Linked DNA regions of Homo sapiens: region 1 is linked to region 2. A link is a contact called in ENCODE Hi-C or POLR2A ChIA-PET data. All regions are on one chromosome and are shown on one strand. Each heading gives the region's core, a stretch centred on a gene start or an enhancer-like site at or near the end of the contact. The rest is flanking DNA. Distances are from core to core; before and after follow the strand shown. Region 1 holds the start of DMAP1 (DNA methyltransferase 1 associated protein 1). Region 2 holds the start of CFAP57 (cilia and flagella associated protein 57).

Region 1 (3,181 bases), core at 572-3,071, 1.0 Mb after region 2:
TTTCCCAACACCTCTAACCTAGATAGTCACAACTGCCCTCTAGTCTCCTAAACTCTGGCCTGGTCCACCTTCCACAGCGCACAGTCTGCCTGTCTTTCCTTCTTCCTTTCCTTCTTCCCTTCATTCCTTCCTTTTATTATAGAAGAGGTACACATTCATTATAGAAAGTATAGAAAATATAAATTGCCAGATAAAAACAAGTGATGGAATCATTTCAGTTTAGTCCTTTCCAGAATTTTTTCTATGTATATACACATTTATAAAAAAAAGAGAGACCACTAACTTTCCCTGACCAGATTATGGAAAGCAGTTCTCCATCCCATCGCTCTATTTCATTTCCTTCCTAGCTCTTGTTACCATCAAAACTTACATTATCAATTTTATTGTCTATTTCCTTAGTGTTTCTCCTTCTCCACTAAATATAAGCTCCACCAGTAGCTATTTGTATCTCGTTCACCCACTGCATGCCCAGAGTCTAGAATAGTGCCTGGCACATACATTCCTTTATGTACTGTGATCCCTGTCTTCACAGAAATGAGTCTATTAGAGATATATATTAAACAAGTAATTACACAATTAATTAACTACAACTAGGGTCAAGTGTTTCAGGCAGCCAATTGCTCTCTCCCTTTCTGGCTCCAAGGACCATTTCCTTACCCTGTGGACAATTTCTGCTGTAAGACTGTGACTTCCTCCGGCAACTGTTTGGAGCTCAGTGGATCCATCCAGGAATCAGACCCAGGAACAGGTTTGTACCTCCAGGCCTAGTTCTCCAAAGTTTTGGGGACTAGTCAGGCTTGTGGCTACAGCTGTTGTATCCCCTTGTCTTCTCCAGGCCAGAACAGGCTACACCACTTATAGCTAACTTGCGCAAACTGTCTGCTCCTCTAGTCCCTGCTGGTATCTTTGGCAGGTCTCGACTTGGGGTCTGGCCTTCTTAATGCCTTAACAAGCCCCACCCTATCCCACAGGCTATGTGTCCTTCAAATTGACAGGCTGGTTTGCAGACTGCTGAAGCTGGGAGCTGCTTTCCTTGTCCCTTGTGCCCTTCCTCAGGACCTCCTGTCTCTCTCTTTCCAGGAAGATCCCCAGGTTTATTCCCTTGAGGGATACTTCTAAGCTGGTTCCTGCTTGGGGCTGTGTTTTGGGCTTCTTCGTAGCCCAAAGAGTGCAGCTAGCTCCTGTACTAGTGAAGTGCCACGAAGCTGGCCTCCAGGAAATCCCCACGAGGCCACAACCCACAGCTATCTCCATCAGAGGAGGTGCAAATGAGGGCCCACACCTTACTCCATTTTGGCAGCCGCCCTAGGAAGCTCTGCCTTTATTTCTTCATCTTCAAGCTTATCACAATTTGAAGTTTATCTCTTCACCTCCAAGCTTAGCACAGTGCCTAGTACATATTAGCACTTAATGAAGAGGGGGCAATTCAAATCATTAACTCATTTAATAAAAAAATAGTAAATGTCCCACGCACCGTGCTAATGTTTTACAAGGATTCTTGGTATTTCATTTACACAGGTGCCATTACAATTTCCATTCGGCAAATAAAGAAAAAGGTCCAGAGAAATTAAGTGACTTCCCAAAGTCACAAAGTTCTGGTATCTCTTCACTGCCTGAGACGCAACGGAGCATCGTAGAGGGAAAATGCCAGAAAGCAGGCAGTGCACCAATGAAAACAGGCTCGCGGGAGAACCAAAGGGTGGCAAGCTCAGCACGGCCAGTAGCTTTCACCCTCGGTTGCCAGTCGGCTTCGTTTCCTACAACACCGACCGGAAGTGTTTCTGTCGGCCGCGTTCCGAATGAGCACCGCCGGAAGTTTCTGCCGCGGCTTTGCGGGGACGGGGGAGTGGTAGTGGGGGCTGCAGCTGCCGGACCCAGGTGCGGAAGTGCGAGGGCCCAGGTGGCTGAAGGGGCCGTTAGGAACATCCAAGCGGTGGGGCACAGGCAGATCCCCGACCTGACCTGGACCACCCTTCTCCTCTTGGCCCGCCCCTTCAACTCGCCTCCGCTTAGGTCTGGATTGGCCCCGCCCCCTGACCTGAGCCTGGTCCTTCTTCAGGCACTGACCCTTGACCTCCGGTGGCTCCCCCATCTCTCAGGCGCGATGGCTACGGGCGCGGATGTACGGGACATTCTAGAACTCGGGGGTCCAGAAGGGGATGCAGCCTCTGGGACCATCAGCAAGAAGGACATTATCAACCCGGACAAGGTAGCAGGGGCACCTGAAAGCGTTGACTAGGGGAGGGTAGGGGAGTGAAGATGGGGAGGAGTGACAACGGGCAAGGGATGGGTGCTACACTTACAGTGAGTTGGGCGATAAAAGGGGTGACATAACAGGACAGGGAATATGTGTCATCCTTGATGGGAGGGAGGAGATGGGACATCGTGGGAGATGGTGGGACCAAGAGGGTATGACACCTCTAAGAGCTGAGAGGACCAGGCAAGTGTGATTTTTGCAAGATATTGTTGGGGAGAGATCAAGACATTGTAACAGTCTGAGAGTTGGTGGGATGGGGAGGGGACTGCTCTGATTTGGGCGTAGGATGGTGTTCCTGGGAGTGGGTTTCTGTGCCTTTACAGTGTGTCAGTTTGCCTGTCATTGACCCTGTAGGTGCTGCTTTGTTCAGGGATTGAGCTGGACTAAAGAATTTTCAGGAAAGGGTCTAGGTTGTGGTTCCTTTCTGTGGTTTCCTTCCTCAGAAAAAATCCAAGAAGTCCTCTGAGACACTGACTTTCAAGAGGCCCGAGGGCATGCACCGGGAAGTCTATGCCTTGCTCTACTCTGACAAGAAGCAAGTATTGGAGTCCCAAGTCCCCCAGGTTTTGGCCCCTGATTCACCTGCCATGCCCCTAACTCCTAGTTTTCTCTAACAATTTTCTCCTCCCCAGCAAGGGCTCCTGCTTGCTTAGCAGGATGCAGGAGGACCTGAAGTCTTTTGCTCCAGGACATGACTTTCTTGCTATAGGGTAGGGTAGATCAGCTCCCTGGGACAAAAAGCTCTTTAACACACCTTCTGATTCTAACCTCGCATCTCCCTAAACCTCCCTGCCAGGGATGCACCCCCACTGCTACCCAGTGACACTGGCCAGGGATACCGTACAGTGAAGGCCAAGTTGGGCTCCAAGAAGGTGCGGCCTTGGAAGTGGATGCCATTCACCAACCCGGCCCGCAAGGACGGAG
Region 2 (2,958 bases), core at 319-2,818:
CATCTGCAGATCAGATTTGGCCATTTCCGCAAAATAATCAGTGGGTCGCTTCGTAGGGACTTTGAGCTGATGGAGGCGGGGTAAGACTGCAAGCACTGCGGCCTGGGCTTGGCGATAGCTGAGAATCGTAGGACAAAATGTGTAATGAGGTGAAGGAGGAGGCCTTACGTTCCTTTTCACCGCCAATCATGAGTTATCCAAGCTCAGAAGGACTCTCAAAATCTGACCTCCATTAGCAAGAACAAACAAACAAAAACTGTCTCACTGATTTAGTATCTAAAAGAAATGTAGCCGTATACTAGTTTTTAAAAAGGGGAGGGGTGTTGCTAAAAATAGTTTAAGAGAATGACTACTCTAAAGGTACCCATTAACACAAACGAATGTCGATTATGGATTCTTATGTAATTACTAAAGCAATTCCACACAAGAACATCCCATAAGCAATGTTTGTTTGTTTGTTTTCCTAATAACTGAAGCATGCACAAAAAGTTTTAACATGAATATTTCAAATTAGCCCATAAAGTGGATTTTGGATCGTGACCGTGGACCAAAGAGCTCTTCTCTCAAACAGGAAGAATCTCCTAGCTATTCTTAGTCAAAAGAAGCCGCTCTCTCTACTCCTAGGCTTATTCTGAGTGCAGACTTACTAATTTCCCCTCTTTCCCACTCTCCTGCACAAGGATCCTCAACTTCTCCAACATTTGAAAACAAACATACAAACTCATCTCTCGCTGGAAGTCGTCTTCTGGATCAACAGCTTTCTGGTCCTTGTTCTGAGGTGCTGGCGCCTCAGATCCACCGATCTCCGGTACCGGACCCAGTGTCACATCGAGCCTTTCAACCCATTCCAGATCCCGCTTGAATTCTGCCAAACATTGCTTCAGGCCATTCTAGGAAATCCAGACACTGAGCTCACAAGAAGGGAACTCTGAGTTTGTCTTTCCCAAGCACAGGCTGTTAGGCGAAGGGACAAAGTGCTAATCCCCAATACCCAGACAGGTAATTGACCCTCTTGGCGAGGCGCAGGGTGCATCTTTCCTGGGACAAGAATCGGTCTCCCAAGCCCAACAGCGCCTGAAGCGCATCCCATGTCCGAGTACCCCCGACCCTGTGCCCACGCTCACCACGTCGTTCACGGCCTTCTTCGGCCCCTCTAGCACGACATTGAGGCCTGGCTTCAGAAGCCCTCGGGAAAACGCATCCTGCAACTGCAGGACACAATCACGGTCACTCCCAGGGGTGTAAGGCCCCCTCTCCCACGCCCAGCCCCACGAGCTCGGCTGACACCTACCTCTCTGTCTGTGACAAGGGATTCATCGGATTCCGACTCCGAATCCGAGAGCGGGGGAGTGTCCATCTCGCCGCACGCACGTCCCACACCTACAGGAAGAAACGGGGTATCCCGAGACCCAAGCGGCTAGCAGAGGGCGGCCCTGGCCGCTGCTGCCTGCCTTCAGCCCCCTACTCCCACGCCGTGGCTCCACGTGCCACCGAATCGCTCCAGCGCCAGCAACTCACAGCTACTGCTCAACTTTTGATTGGGACTTCCGCTTCCGGCGGCAAACCATACTTCCGGTTTGTCGTTGCTATAGGAACCGCTACGGCGTTTGAAAGTGTCCGGGTTGCTTAGGATCCCTACAGGTAGCGCCTCTGGATACATGCGTGGTCTGCTGACCCAGAGAGAAACGAAAGGTGGGAGGGGGTACCTGGGGGTCGCCAGAAGGAGCTGGTAGCAGTGAGGGTACAAAGGAAAAGGCAGAAAAAGGAGCCGCGGGGGTGGGGTGGCGCGGAGGAGGACCCCGGGGGAGGGGAAAGGGGAGGGACAAGGGGAGGGGAAAGGGGAGGGACAAGGGGAGGAGAAAGGGGAGAGACAAGGGGAGGAGCAAAGGGCGGGGAGGGCGAGTCCGGGCCGGGGGCGGGGTCGGAGCGGGGCGGTGCTCTCCACTCTGAAGCGCTGCCTTGGTCTTCAGCAGAACTGTTTGGCGGGAGATCATGTCAGCCGTGGTAGCTCAGACGCTGCATGTTTTTGGTCTTCGATCCCACGTGGCCAACAATATCTTCTACTTCGATGAACAGATCATTATATTTCCTTCAGGAAATCACTGTGTGAAGTACAATGTGGATCAGAAATGGCAAAAATTCATTCCAGGTAAAACTTTTTCCATCCTGACATATACAGGAATGGTATGTGCCACATATAACCCCATAATCCCAGCATGATGATTGGAAAGAAAGATTTTGGCCAATTTGAATATATATGCAGTATTATAAATGTAGAGGAAATAAATGGCGACTTGTATTATGAAACTAGATTAATCAGTCACGCATATGTAGTTAAAATCACATATAAAATGTTAATTTAAAAGTACTTTTTTCACTGTAATTTCATGAAAATATGTTAAGAACCCCTCTTTTGGTGTCTTCAATATCACTGCCTTTGTCATCACCAGAGCCACTTTTTGAGTTGTCTAACAGTTTTCCTGAGCACACCACCTTCATTATATCACCGTTTGAATCCAAGTATGATGAAGACACTGTAAACTTTATCCCAAGTCGCAAATAACCATTTGTATAGCATTACAGCCCTTATTTTTGTTCACAGTGGTCCTGTTAATGATATTCATTATTTCAACAACCGAATCCATTTTCCCATTCTTTGTTGCATTGACACCTTTTATTGTGACATATACATACAAAAGAATGTACCCTACATATATGTCATATTTAAAGAATTACAATAGAATGTAGATCTGTGAACCCAGCCACCCAGCATAGGAAACAGAATATTACCAGTTCTAGTGCTTCTCCCTGTATTCTGTGTCTTGCTGCATCAGTTCAATGTCATGCTTTTGAGATTCACACATCTCGATACATATAGCCAAGTTCATTTTATTGCTATGTAGTGTTCCATCATATGAATATAATGTCTCAAATATATGTATTCACTCTAATATTGAG

Evidence for each region. Hi-C counts contacts between places; a loop is a spot of excess contacts on that map. ChIA-PET counts read pairs that join two places held with the same protein, here RNA polymerase II (POLR2A). Pooled maps may share reads with other maps.
Region 1: a loop to region 2 is called in a map of CD4-positive, alpha-beta T cell, with 8 times the contacts of the local background. The contact joins the promoter of DMAP1 here to the promoter of CFAP57 in region 2. A Hi-C loop is called at or near these places in 2 of 168 maps with a recorded cell type or tissue (CD4-positive, alpha-beta T cell and CD8-positive, alpha-beta T cell), 1 of 37 single-sample maps with no recorded cell type and 8 of 50 pooled maps. POLR2A ChIA-PET finds 5 or more read pairs at or near these places in 1 of 52 experiments (OCI-LY7).

The regions. Positions count from the first base shown.
Region 1 is chr1:44,211,650-44,214,830 of GRCh38, forward strand. It overlaps DMAP1 (DNA methyltransferase 1 associated protein 1), which reads left to right and starts at 1,822. Exons shown (of 10, transcript NM_019100.5): 1 at 1,822-2,209; 2 at 2,701-2,792; 3 at 3,054-3,181. The coding sequence starts at 2,105. RefSeq lists a silencer at 1,131-1,230 and enhancers at 1,628-1,922, 1,661-1,900, 2,666-3,167, 3,168-3,181.
Region 2 is chr1:43,170,762-43,173,719 of GRCh38, forward strand. CFAP57 (cilia and flagella associated protein 57) reads left to right here and starts at 1,569. Exons shown (of 23, transcript NM_001378189.1): 1 at 1,569-1,692; 2 at 1,974-2,149. The coding sequence starts at 1,993. EBNA1BP2 (EBNA1 binding protein 2) reads right to left here and starts at 1,529. Exons shown (of 9, transcript NM_006824.3): 1 at 1,292-1,529; 2 at 1,125-1,208; 3 at 718-890; 4 at 1-118. The coding sequence starts at 1,357. MIR6733 (microRNA 6733) reads right to left here and starts at 951; the gene lies at 891-951. RefSeq lists enhancers at 604-1,240, 1,066-1,295, 1,241-1,876, 1,426-1,555, 1,636-1,685 and a silencer at 1,796-1,995.